Linked DNA regions of Homo sapiens: region 2 is linked to region 1. Evidence: read pairs that join two places in POLR2A ChIA-PET (ENCODE). Cell type or tissue: MCF 10A. All regions are shown on one strand. Each heading gives the region's core, and the rest is flanking DNA. Links, peaks and the distances in the headings are about the cores only. Region 1 holds the start of LOC107984628 (a long non-coding RNA gene). Region 2 has its middle 19 kb from the start of SNX6.

The links. Peaks named below come from ENCODE experiments on the same cell type or tissue, not always from the same donor. Only the 100,000 strongest peaks of a DNase experiment are listed, where the experiment ranks them.
Region 2: POLR2A ChIA-PET joins it to region 1 with 5 read pairs; 10 of 35 experiments call an interaction of 5 or more read pairs at or near these places.

What each region holds. Positions count from the first base shown.
Region 1 is chr14:34,696,609-34,703,442 of GRCh38, reverse strand. It overlaps LOC107984628 (a long non-coding RNA gene), which reads left to right and starts at 2,103. Exons shown (of 3, transcript XR_001750947.2): 1 at 2,103-3,520. In MCF 10A, for the core only: no CTCF peak of the experiment used is centred there; a DNase peak (open chromatin) is centred at 3,122.
Region 2 is chr14:34,645,484-34,652,317 of GRCh38, reverse strand. No RefSeq gene overlaps it. Among named protein-coding and RNA genes, the nearest start is that of SNX6, 19 kb to the right of the region's middle. RefSeq lists a silencer at 256-474 and an enhancer at 2,814-3,652. In MCF 10A, for the core only: no CTCF peak of the experiment used is centred there; DNase peaks (open chromatin) are centred at 1,277 and 2,787.

The sequences.
Region 1 (6,834 bases), core at 936-4,935:
CCCGGGAGGCAGAAGGTTGCCATGAGCCTTGATGGCGCCACTGCACTCCACCCTGGGCAACAGAGTGAGACTGTCTTAAAAAAAAAAAAATTAAATAGCAAAAGAAGTACCTGGGTTTCTTTTTTTTAGGCTTAAAAGGAAAACAAAATTGTTGATTAATAATTTTAAAAAATACTATTATATATTGAGTCATGTGTCTACTTTCAATATTTGCCATAATAGAATTATTTATTATTAGGAAGTTGACTGCAAAACTTCTCTCATTATTATTATTATTATTTTTTTGAGATGGAGTCTAACTCTGTCCCCCTGGCTGGAGAACAGTGGCACCATCTCAGCTCACTGCAACCTCCGCCCTCTGGGTTTCAGCGATTCTTCTGCCTCAGCCTCCCGAGTAGCTGGGATTACAGGTGTCCACCACTATGCCCAGCTAAATTTTTGTATTTTTAGTAGAGATGGGGTTTCACCATGTTGGCCAGGCTTGTCTCGAACTCCTGACTTCATGATTTGCCCGCCTCAGCCTCCCAAAGTGCTCAGATTACAGGCATGAGCCACCGCGCCCAGCATTTTTTTTTTTTTTTTTTTTTTTCTGAGACGGAGTCTCACTCTGTGACCCAGGCTGCTGGAGTAAAATAGTGTGATCTCGGTTCACTGCAACCTTCGCTTCCAAGGGCTCAGACAATTCTCCCACCTCAACCTCCCGAGTAGGTGGGACTACAGGCACGCACCACCACGCCTGCCTAATTTTTGTGTATTTTGGTAGAGACAGGGTTTCACCATATTGGCCAAGCTGGTCTCGAACTCCTGACCTCAAGCAATCCACCTACCTGGGGCTCCCAAAGTGCTGGGATTACAGGCATGAGCCACCACACCCGGCCATCTCATTATTATTATTATTATTAATTATTATTATTATTATTTTGAGATGGAGCCTTGCTGGAGTGCAGTCGCATGATCTCAGCTCACTGCCACCTCCACCTCCCAGGTTCACGTGATTCTCCTGCCTCGGCCTTCCTGAGTAGCTGGGATTACAGGCGCGCACCACCATGCCCAGCTAATTTTTTGTATTTTTTAGTAGAGACGGGGTTTCACTATGTCAGCCAGGCTGGTTTCAAACTCCTGACCTCAAGTGATCCACCAACTGAGCTCGGCCTCCCAAAGTGCTGGGATTACAGGCATAAGCCACGGCGCTTGGCCCTCTCCTTATTTTTTTGACTTCAAAGCAGATCCTGTTTATTTTTATTTTGAAAGCATTTAAATACTTCATTGTTTTGTTTTTATCTACCTGCTAGAGAAAAATGTTTTGTTTTATATTATATTTATCACAGTATAGCAGTTCTTAAGAAATACCATGTGACTGATTTAGATAGGTGTCATGCTCTGGCTGTGAAAAAAAATGTTTTGGGATTAATGCAAGTGTCATTCAGTAACATTGCCACAACAAACAAAAAAGCTTCCTGTTCTGAGCTGGATGTTTTCTTTCTTTCTGATTTCCTCTTTGCAATATATTAAATAAGTAAATAGAATTCTAGAAAATGGGCCGGGCGTGGTGTCTTACACCTGTAATCCCAGCACTTTGGAAGGCCAAGGCAGGCAGATCACCTGAGGCCAGGAGTTCGAGACCAGCCTGGCCAACATGGTGAAACCCCGTCTCTACTAAAAATACAAAACTTAGCCAGGCGTGGTGGTGAACGCCTGTAATCCCAGCTACTCAAGAGGCTGAGGTGGGAGAATCGCTTGAACCCAGGAGGCAGAGGTTGCATTGAGCCGAGATTGCACCATTGCACTCCAGCCTGGGCGACAGAGAGAGACTCTGTCTCAAAAAAAGAAAAAAAGAAAAAAGAAAATGACCCTTGGGTTAAAAACACAGCCTAGGCCGGGCGCGGTGGCTCACGCCTGTAATCCCAGCACTTTGGGAGGCCGAGGCAGACAGATCTACTAAAAAATACAAAAAATTAGCTGGGCGTGATGGCGGGTGCCTGTAGTCCCAGCTACTCAGGAGGCTGAGGCAGGAGAATGGGGTGAACCCGGGAGGTGGAGCTTGCAGTGAGCTGAGATCATGCCAGTGCACTCCAGCGTGGGTGACAGAGTGAGACTCCATCTCAAAAAAAAAAAAAAATTATATTCTCATAAGAACATCCTAAAAATGGGCTAACTGATATGATTACTATCATTAAGTAATATGAATGATATTCTTCTGGCTAACTCTCAGAAAATTGTATTTATTTTTATTTCAAAAATAACATGTTTTATAGAGAACCTCTGCAAAATATAGAAAAGAACAAATAAGAAAGCTAAATCATGAGTTAGCTTTAAACACTACAAATTACTTGTGTTAAGCTATTATGACTAATAGGAAGATTCCTGTAGTTAAAACTGGTTTTAAGTTATCAATATATGCTGGTAAGAGGGAAACTTTACTCAAATATTGTTTGTGCAGATTCCTTGGTATTTTTCATCCCAGAAAGAACTGTTGTGGCTCTAGTCACAACAGATTTGAATCTTGAAAATTATGCATTGCACCTACCTAAGTGCTCGCTGCATGACTTAGTGCCATCTACCATTAAGATCTGAAACCACAAAATTTTCTTCTGTTTATTGTGCCATTGGGAATTGATAATAGACATTTTTGTTTTTTGTTACACTGGGAATTGATAATAGACATGATTTTTACTGTTCCCCAAAGGAATTATTTTACAAAATAAATAGTTTCCAATATATCAGGATTCTACTTTTCCCCTTGTATTTGTATGATAAAGTTTAATAGTTGCTAGTTCCTGGTGCACAGTGTAAATAATCCATCCTCTAATCTACTTTGTCCCTTTCATATAAAGATGTAAGATAAAACATAATGTATACATTTTGCACTAAGCCAGAAGCACTCAATCTATATTTGATGAAAAAGTGATATTTACTAATTTGGCTCAAATTATGCAGATCATACATTGACTAATTAGCTCGTGGATATTTAGTCTTCATTTAACTAAGAGAGAGTTTGCATTTTGTTTGCTATTCCAGCAAAGTCTGGTAATCCTTGTGATTAAAGAAACATGATTTATGTTTGCTGTGGAGAAACATGATCATCCTGGCTACTATGAATCACTCTGGAAACATCCCATCTGTTTCCCAATTACTCAGCTCAGACCATTAGATCAAATTCAGTTCAGTTCAACAAACACGAAGCACCTTTCTTAGGCTCAAAAAGCTTTCCATGATATAGGGAAGGCAAGCAAGCACATAAACAAATAATTATGATGTAATACAATGTGATAAATACAACCATATGTTACTACTAGATTTAGAAGAGGGAGTGCTTAACTTTGGAGTTGAAATGGGCTTGGAGAAGGCCTTCCAGAAGTAATGTTTGAGCTGGGTTGTAAAGGATGATAGAGTTCACCAGAAATCTGTATGAAAGGATTGTCCTAGAGAAAAAAAAAAACCGCAGATGCCTTGCAAATGTTTCATTACAGCTGCTATTGAGTCAAGCGTGAGGCACTGTGATGAGAGAAGTGCAGGAGAGGTGGGTATGAGCTAGATCATTGAGGGCATTGGATACCATGTGAAATTTTGTGCTAAGGAGCTGGTGCAGGGTTTTAAGCAAAGGAGTGGTATGATCTTTCTGAAACACAAACCTGATTGTTTTATGACCATGATAAGAATATGTGTAAGGAGAAAGAAATTGGAGGCGATTAAGATGCCTAAATCAAGGCAGTGGCAAATACATTTGGGGTAGGTGGATTTGAGAGGTATGTAGGAGAAATGACAGGACTTGATTAATTTCAAAATTAAATGAAAGAATGCAGAGCTTTAATAATTATTTGGAAAATATTGACTATATTTTTAGTATTGTAGACATTTAGGATCATTTAAGCTTCAGAATTGGCTCAGGAAATTTATAAATGTGGAAAGAAAAATATATTAAAAACATTTTTTTTTTTTTGAGATGGAGTCTCGCTCTTTTGCCCAGGCTGGACTGCAGTGGTGCTATCTCGGCTTACTGCAAGCTCCACCTCCCGGGTTCATGCTATTCTCCTGCCTCAGCCTCCTGAGTAGCTGGGATTACAGGCGCCCGCCACCGCACCCGGCTAATTTTTTGTATTTTTAGTAGAGACGGGGTTTCACCGTGTTAGCCAAGATGGTCTCGATCTCCTGACCTCATGATCCACCCGCCTCGGCCTCCCAAAGTGCTGGGATTACAGGCGTGAGCCACCATGCCCGGCATTAAAAACATTTTTAATGAAGATAACATTTTGATAGCATGAAATAAATCATTGACTAGGAAAATCATGTGTCGTATCTGAATTTAGATTTGTAAGCCGCTTTGCAGCAACATGTAACAATGGTTTCAATAGATAAGAAATTTTTAAAACTACCATAACTATAGCATCTTTGAAATGGAATATCCTATAGTTTAAAAAGTCATGGTTATATTTTCTGTTATTCTATGCTTTTGCTTTTACTGTAAAACTTGTCTGTCCACATATAAGCCATGGCCAAATTCCTCTATCAAATTTTTTTATGCATTTTTAATATCATGGAGATTAATACAGATTCTACATTGAGATGAATACTAAATTTAACTAGCATATTGTCAGCATTTCCCCATCTGGTGGAATTTTCAGAAACTTGATTTTTTTTTTTTTTTTTTTGAGACGGAGTCTTGCTCTGTCACCCAGGCTGGAGTGCAGTGTCCTGCTCTTGGCTCACTGCGACCTCCATCTCCCAGATGCAAGTGATTCTCCTCCCTCAGCCTTCCAAGTAGGTGAGATTACAGGCATCCACCATGATGCCCAGCTAATTTTTGTATTTTTAGTAGAGACGGGGTTTCACCATATTGACCAGGCTGGTCTCGAACTCTGACCTCAAGTAATCCACCTGCCTTGGCCTCCCAAAGTGCTGAGATTACAGGCACAAGCCGCCACACCCAGCCCCTGTATCAAATATTTTAGAAAGAAATTAATTTAGCAATGTTCTTTTATCACACAATCTGCTCGTTAGAGAAAACCTGGCCTACTCTTCGCTGGTGATAGAAAATGGAATTTTCAGGTCATTTAAAAGATCACGTTCTATTAAAGATGATTTTTAATCCTCACTAGTAAATACAAGCTATTTATAAACACAATGTTTACAACACAATGTTTATAAATACACAATTCCTTTCGCAAGTACCATCCAGAATCAAAGATTCCTCTTTTTTACCTCCTTGTAATTAACCATATTGTTTTTTCATCTTGCTTTTATGATAAATAAGTTCACTTTTCTGAGAGGCCTTGCACTCATCAGGAACCATTTATTGAGTGTCTATTTGTAGAACACTGTCCTGGTCATCCTGAGAAATAAACTTCTCAAGGGCACTTTTATAATCCAGTTGCAGAGACAAAATAGACCTGTAAACTAATAAGTATACAGTGATAAGCAATTGAATAAGCAGTAACGGAATGCAAGAAAAAAAACGGATCCAAAAGAGAAAAGATTTTCTAGAAGTGAGTTTTATTTTATTATTTATTTATTTTTTGAAACAGGGTCTTGCTCTGTCACTCAGGCCAGAGTGTAGTTGTGCCATCACAGCTCACTGCAACCTAAAACTGGGATCAAGTGATCCTCCCACCTCAGCCTCCTGAGTAGCTAGGACTATAAGTCCACCACTATGCCTGGCTAATTTTATATTTTATTTTTTTAGAGATGGGGTCTCACTTTGTTGCCCAGGCTGGTCTTGAACTCCTGGGCTCAAGCAATCCTCCTACCTCAGCCTCCCAAAGTGCTGGGATTATAGGCATGAGCCACCGCACCCAGCCTAGAAGTGAGTGTTAAACAGCACTTAGAGGAAATAAATGGCATTTCTCTTCAAATATCGAGTATTTATTTATTTACTTATTTATTTATTGAGACAGAGTCTCACTCTGTCCCCCAGGCTGGAGTGCAGTGGCTACATCTTGGTTCATTGCAAACTCTGTCCCCCAGGTTCAAGCGATTCTCATGCCTCACCGTCCCAAGTAGCTGGGACCACAGGCGTGCACCACCACGCCCAGCTGATTTTTGTATTTTTAGTAGAGACAGAGTTTTGCCATGTTGGCCAGGCTGGTCTTGAACTCCTGGCCTCAAGTGATCCACCCACCTTGGCCTCCCAAAGAGCTGGCATTACAGGCATGAGCCACTGAGCCCAGCCTAGAATTGTTATTTGAAATGTTCCAACAGGCTTTCTTCACTAAGAATCTCCTTAATATCAAGAACAAAAAGGGCCTTTTTATCACCACTTCCATTAAATCATTTGGGAGAAGGCCTAGGGCCAAAGTAAAAACCAACTGGGAGCTCTGTGTTCCACATGGGTATTGTCATGGAGGCATGAGTTTCTACAGGCCTTCCTAACCTTTTTCCAAAGATTCTTTGGGCATCTGGTAAAGACTACGAACTCCTCTTCAGAGTAATGTTTTTGAATAATATACATTTTTTACATTAAAAATAGTGTTGCTTAGTGCAACACTATTCTCCAGCGTTGGTGACAGAGTGAGACCCCTTCTCTTAAAAAATAAATAAGCACTTTTTAAATAGATAAATGAAAAAAAAACTGATTCTCTGCTTATCTTGAAAAAAAAAAGCACCTTTAAACTGATTTATTTTGTCTTAAGCACATTAACATACCATCAAGTTTATAACCCTGGAAATAGAGCTTGGAAATCAGTAGCATACAGTTAAAACCATGGAGCATCAATAAGACGCCCAGCAAAAATTTGTGAGTATCGTAGAAGAAGAGAAACAGTCCAAGAGTGGGCAAAGGAAGAGAAGCCTAGAAAAAGGAAAGAATTGTCAAAGAGGTAGGAGGAGAACATACCTTCT
Region 2 (6,834 bases), core at 1,013-5,012, 51 kb after region 1:
AGATATCAGGCTGGCTGTCCGAGGGACACAGCTTTATCCTGGAACAGTGAACCCAATGGGGAGGGTCCTGCAGGCAGACGGCGGTTGGAGTACTATAGATGACTAAGTAGGGTCTAGTCCATTGAGGTTGTAGGGTTTGAGGGGTCAGACTCTTAACAAGAACTGATCGTCCAGCTAGGGTGTCTTCTTATGGCTAGGAATTTGGAATAGGCAAGAGAAGATTAGCAGCCTGGTGAATTTCCTGTCTAGCTTACTGGAGGACTGGAAGATAGCCGCCTAGAGGGCCGGTGTCTGGGACGAGGCTGGGGCCGAGTAAGAAAGTGCATCCAGGCCAGGCGTGGTGGCTCACGCCTGTAATCCCAGCACTTTGGGAGGCCAAGGTGGGCGGATCATGAGGTCAGGAGATCGAGACCATCCTGGCTAACACAGTGAAACCCCGTCTCTACTAAAAATACAAAAAATTAGCCAGGCATGGTGGCGGGCGCCTGTAGTCCCAGCTTCTTAGGAGGCTGAGGCAGGAGAATGGCGTGAACCTGGGAGGCAGAGGTTGCAGTGAGCCGAGATCATGCCACTGCACTCCAGCCTGGGTGACAGAGCGAGACTCGGTCTCAAAAAAAAAAAAAAAAAAAATGCATCCATATAAAAGTCTAAATGGACTGTACACTGTAGCATCTCAAGGACAGGCTCTAATTCTGAGAAGGGCAATAGGTAAAAGTACTGTCCAGTCATTTTTAAGTTGGAGGCTGAGCTTGGTGAGGTGTGTCTTTAAAAGACCACAGTGGCTTAACACAATAATTTTTTTTTCTCCTTCATTTCACAGTCCAGTGTACTCAGCAAGGGAGCTCTGCTCTACCTGGTCATTCAGCAACACAGGCTCCTTCTACTCTTTGGCTTCCCCTATCTCTTTGGCTTCCTCATTCTCTGCATTCAGCTGGCAGATATGGAGAGATGGAGTGTCTAGGATCACTGTGGTCAGCAGAATAATGGCCTCTAAAGATGTCCACATCTTAATCTCTGGAATCTGTGATTGTTATCTTTATTGCAAAAGATACTTTGTAGCTGTGATTAAATTAAGGGACTTAAAATGGGGAGATTATCCTGGATTATCTGGATGAGCCCTAAATATAATGACCTTATAAGAGCGAGGCAAGAAAGTCAAGGATAAAGAAGTAAGGAGATATGAAGATTGAAAACACTGGAGTGATGCAAGGAATGAGTCACAAGCCAAGGAATGCAGAAGGCCTCCAGAGGCCAGAAAAAGCAAGAATTCCCCACTAGAGCTTCAGAAGGAAGCAGCCCTGCCAACAACACTCTGACTTGAGCCCTGTGAAGCTCATTTCAGACTTCCGGCCTCCAGAAGTAAGAGAATAAATTTATGTTGTGTTAAGCAACTAAGGTTATGCTAAGTTGTTACGGATGTGCACACATCATTTTCAATCATGTTCCATTGAACTTAGTCACACAGCTACTCCTATCTGTATGGGAGCCAGGGAATATAGTCTCTCTACGTGGCCAGGAAAAAAAAAGAAAGAAGGTTGGGGCCAGTCACCCCCACATCCCTTTATGGAGGCTTCCAGATCATGGATCCTGTCACGCGCATCCCGGTGAAGAGAGTCCACCAACAGGCTTTGTGTGAGCAACAAGGCTGTTTATTTCTCCTGGGTGCAGGCGGGCTGAGTTTGAAAAGGGAGTCAGCAAAGGGTGGTGGGATTATCATTAGTTCTTACAGGTTTTGGGATAGGTGGTGGAGTTAGGAGCAATGTTTTGCGGGCAGGGGGTGAATCTCACAAAGTACATTCTCAAGGGTGGGGAGAATTACAAAGAATCTTCTTAAGGGTGGGGGAGATTACAAAGTACATTGATCATTTAAGGTGGGGCAGAAACAAATCACAATGGTGGAATGTCATCAGTTAAGGCTATTTTCACCTCTTTTGTGGATCTTCAGTTGCTTCAGGCCATGTGGATGTATAAGTGCAGGTCACTGGGGATATGATGGCTTAACTTGGGCTCAGAGGCCTGACAGATCCCACCAGCCAGACTGACCATCTTTCAGCTTCTCAAGAACACCACACTCCTGTCTCGCACCAGACCTTTATAACTACTGCAGTCTCAGCCTTTTAATGAGTTCTGTGGCAGGTGATGGTGGTTTTCACTGGAATTTCTGAAAGCCTTCCACACCACGTTTATACCATTCAATTAAATGCAAGAGGGGGAAAGAGGTTTTTTTTGTTTTTTTTTTGAGATAGAGTCTCACTCTGTTGCCCAGGCTGGAGTGCAGTGGCACAATCTTGGCTCACTGCAACCTCTACCTACCAGATTTCAAGTGATTCTCCTGCTTCAGTCTCCCAGGTAGCTGGGATTACAGGCATGTGCCACCACACCCAGCTAATTTTTGTATTTTTAGTAGAGACAGGGTTTTACCATGTTGGCCAGGCTGGTCTCGAACTCCTGGCTTCAAGTGGTCCACCTACCTCGGCCTCCCAAAGTGCTGGGATTACAGGCGTGAGCCACCTTGCCCAGCCGAGATATTTTTAATAATTTAGAATTTATCGCATGCTGTCAGTATGCTTTTAAAATGAGAATACACATGTTCTATCTGACTTTCCTTTTTAGAAACTGCAAAACAAGGAAATTGTGTAGATAGCAAGGTCAGAGAAGTGACTGAAAAATGTGGCTGTAGAATATAAAAGAGTAAGTAATTCAATACATTCTCTGAGTCATAAAGTAGAAGTAGAAAGAAACCTCAAGAGGTCATTTGGTTGAACTCTCTGCTTCTGAGAAGCCCTAGACTGAAATCATCCCAGATGAAGCTGGTGAAGGGAGCTGGTGGGAATTGGGGAGAGGAGGAGACAGGAAGAGGGCCAGGAATTGTGATCTATTCTAAGATCTCTAGGCATGGAGATGAGAAAAGACCTTTTCAAAGTTTTGTCTCAGTCCTCAGAAAATCTCTACATAGCTGAATACTCAATACTAATATTGGCTGGGAACTTTACATATGGAAGACCTTCTGGCATCCAACTCGGCTATCTTCTAATTTTGAGGAAGGGCTGAGGGTTGGGAAACTTCTGGGCCTCAGTCACACCCCAGGGAAAGCTAAATCTCAAGATCTCCCCCTACCTCAAGATCAGCCCTGACTGGGCTGAACTGCCAGATTAGAAAAGGGGCAGCCCTCCTGTCAAGTCATCTCTGCGTCCTAAAATGGGAAACAGGGCAAGAACCTCCCCTTACCATCAGCAGTTGCTTCAAAGCCTCTGATGCCCCAATTCCCTCCAAACCTAAAGAAATCAAGATCCTTGCGTCTGTCATTCCCTCCTCCTATCTCTCCCACTTTTCCTTTTTCTCCCCACCTAACTTTGTCTCCTCCTCCGCTCTAGACTATGGAAAAGTCTTACGAGCAGGCAGGAATATCTTGTTTACATAGTCAGAAGCTTGATATTCTTTTTTTTTTCTTTTGAGATGGAATCTTGCTCTGTCGCCCAGGCTGGAGTGCAGTGGCGCAATCTTGGCTCACTGCAAGCTCTGCCTCCCGGGTTCACGCCATTCTTCTGCCTCAGCCTCCGGAGTAGCTAGGTGGGACTACAGGCGCCCGCCACAACGCGCGGCTAATTTTTTTTTTTTTTTTTTTTTTAAGTAGAAACAGGGTTTCACCGTGTTAGCCAGGATGGTCTTGATCTCCTGACCTCGCGATCCGCCCACCTCGGCCTCCCAAAGTCCTGGGATTACAGGCATGAGCCACCGCGCCCGGCCATTTAGGCACTTGATATTCTAACTAGAAGACCCAAATGTCCTTCAAAAAAGGGCGGGTGACTGCTCTCTCTTGTCATGGGGCAATAAATCTCTAGGCTTTCAGTCCAGAGATGGGAAGCTAGCAAACAAAATTTAAGGAAGTATTTAGATTCATTGTTTTAATATTTACAAATACAAGTCCTGTTTCAGTAACAAGTGGCAAATCCAGAACTCAAATGCAGTTTGTCTGACTTAAGTCTGCACTTTTTTTTTTTTTTTTTTTTGAGACAGAGTCTCGCTCTTTCGCCCAGGCCGGAGTGCAGTGGCGCGATCTCGGCTCACTGCAAGCTCCACCTCCCGGGTTCACACCATTCTCCTGCCTCAGGCTCCCGACTAGCTGGGACTACAGGCGCCCGCCACCGTGCCACGCTCATTTTTTGTATTTGTAATAGAGACAGGGTTTCACCGTGTTAGCCAGGATGGTCTCGATTTCCTGACCTCGTGATCCGCCCGCCTCGGCCTCCCAAAGTGCTGGGATTACAGGCGTGAGCCACCGCGCCCGGCCTTAAGTCTGCACTTGAAAAAGTCATTCTTTAACTTTTCTGCTCAAGGTCAGTTTTGCTTTATATCCCCCAGCTTTTTACTTCTTTTGTTGTTGTTGTTGTTGTTTTTGAGATAGGGTCTTGCTCTGTTCCTCAGGTTGGAGTGCAATGGGGTGATCTCAGCTCACTACAACCTCTGCCTCCCGGGCTCAAGCGATTCTCCCACCCTCTCAGCCTCCTGAGTAGCTGGGACCACAGGTGCGTGCAAGCCCCATCTAATTCTTTGTATTTTTTGTAGAGGAAGGGTCTCACCATGTTGCTCAGACTGATCTCAAACTCCTGGGCTCTAGCAATCTACCCACTTCAGTCTCCCAAAGTGCTGGAATTATAGGCATGAGCCACTGTGACTGGCCAATTCCATTTTACTGCAATTCAATTAAAACTATTGTTGGGGTAGGCTGGGCGTGGTGGCTCACACCTATAATCCCAGCATTTTGGGAGGCCGAGGCGGGCGGATCACGAGGTCAGGAGATCGAGGCCATCCTGGCTAACACGGTGAAGCCCCGTCTCTATTAAAAAATAGAAAAAATTAGCTGGGTGTGGTGGTGGGCACCTGTAGTCCCAGCTCCTTGGGAGGCTGAGTCGGGAGAATGGCGTGAACCTGGGAGGCGAGCTTGCAGTGAGCCGAGATCGCGCCACTGCACTCCAGTCTGGGCGACAGAGCAAGACTCCGTCTCAAAAAAAAAAAAAAAAAACTATTGTTGGGGGTGTTGGGGGTCCATTAAGGACTTCTTACTATACTACTGCTATGGTGGAGTTATTCCTGCCCTTAAGGAGATTTAAATTATTTGGGATTTCTGCTGACCCTGATTTCCTGCATTATCCCTACCTTCAACTTTGAACTTCTTTTCTTTGTAAGTGAACGTCCTTGAATCAGCTTAATTTGTCATCTGTTTAAGCCATGATCGATAGAAAGGATCTCCTTGAACTCATGTGGCAGGTGGCAGGTGGCTAGCTGAGGCATGTGCCCCTTCCAGAGTTCAGGGTTATTGCTGCCCAGATCAGGGGTTACAGTTCCCACACCCACTGCCTCAGGATGGGCCACAGGACCTATCTGGGCAGAAGTGATGTTCCTGCTGCCAGGCTTTGGCCCGCAAGACTGTCCGTTTGATCCTGGTGCTCTCTCTGCCCTCACTCAACAGCATCTGCAGCTCTATGGCAAGCATTCTGAATCCTTTTGTGCTGTAGATGCCTGAATCCCTTCTCAGAATAATGCTTGTTTAAAAATAGGCTTTTTAGGGCAGGCACAGTGGCTCACGCTTGTAATACCTGCACTTTGGCAGGCCGAGGCAGGAGGATCACTTGAGGCCAGGAGTTCGAGACCAGCCTGACCAAAATGGTGAAACTCCGTCTCAACTAAAAATACAAAAATCAGCCAGACGTGGTGGCAGGCACCTGTAATCCCAGCTACTCGGGAGGCCAAGGCAGGAGAATCGCTTGAACCCAGGAGGCGGAGGTTACAGTAAGGCGAGATCGTGCCACTGCACTCCAGCCTGGGTGACAGAGTGAGACCCTGTCTCAAAAAAAATAAAATAAATAAAATAAAAATAAGCTTTTTATTTTGCAATAATTTTAGATTTACAAACAAGTTGCAAAGATAGTAAGTACAGTTTCCACATGCTCCTCACTCAGTTTCAGTTTCCCCTAAAGTGGTCATCTTACAATACTGTGGCACATTTCCTGAAAGTAAGAGACTAACATTGGTACATTATTATTAACTAGATGCCAGACTGCCACTAGTTTTTCCACCAATGTCCTTTTTCTGTTCCGGGATCTAATCCAAGAAACCACATTGTATTTAGTTGTCTCCTCTGGTCTGTGGTAGTGTCTCAATCTTCCCTTTTTTTCATGACTTTGACAGTTTTGAGGAGTATTGGTCAGGTATTTTGCAGGATTCCAGAAAAATGATTAAGTGCATAAACTAGGGTTATAAAAGAAGGAAATCATATGAAAATATAGGTATTAAAGTTCTTTCATACCAGCCTAAGCAACATAGTGAGACCCTGTCTCCACAGACAATTTTAAAAGGCCAGGCACAGTGTCTCACGCCTGTAATCCCAACCCTTTGGGAGGCCAAGGAGGGAGGATTTATTGAGCCCAGAAAATAGAGACCAGCCTGAGCAACACAGGGAGAACCATCTCTACAAAAAATTTAAAAATTAGGCCAGGCACGGTGGCTCACACCTGTAATCGCAGCACTTTGGGAGACTGAGGCGGGTGGATCACAAGGTCAAGAGTTCGAGACCAGCCTGGCCAACATGGTGAAACCCCTTCTCTACTAAAAATACAAAAATTAGCCAGGCACGGCGGCACATACTTATAGTTCCAGCTACTTGGGAGGCTGAGGCAGGAGGATTGCTTGAACCTGGGAGGTGGAGGTTGCAGTGAGCCAAGATTGTGCCACTGCACTCCAACCTGGGCGACAAAGTGAGACTCCACCTCAAAACAAACAAACAAACAAACAAAAAGAAAGTGAAACAGCCTTATTGTTGATATAGAGAAAGTT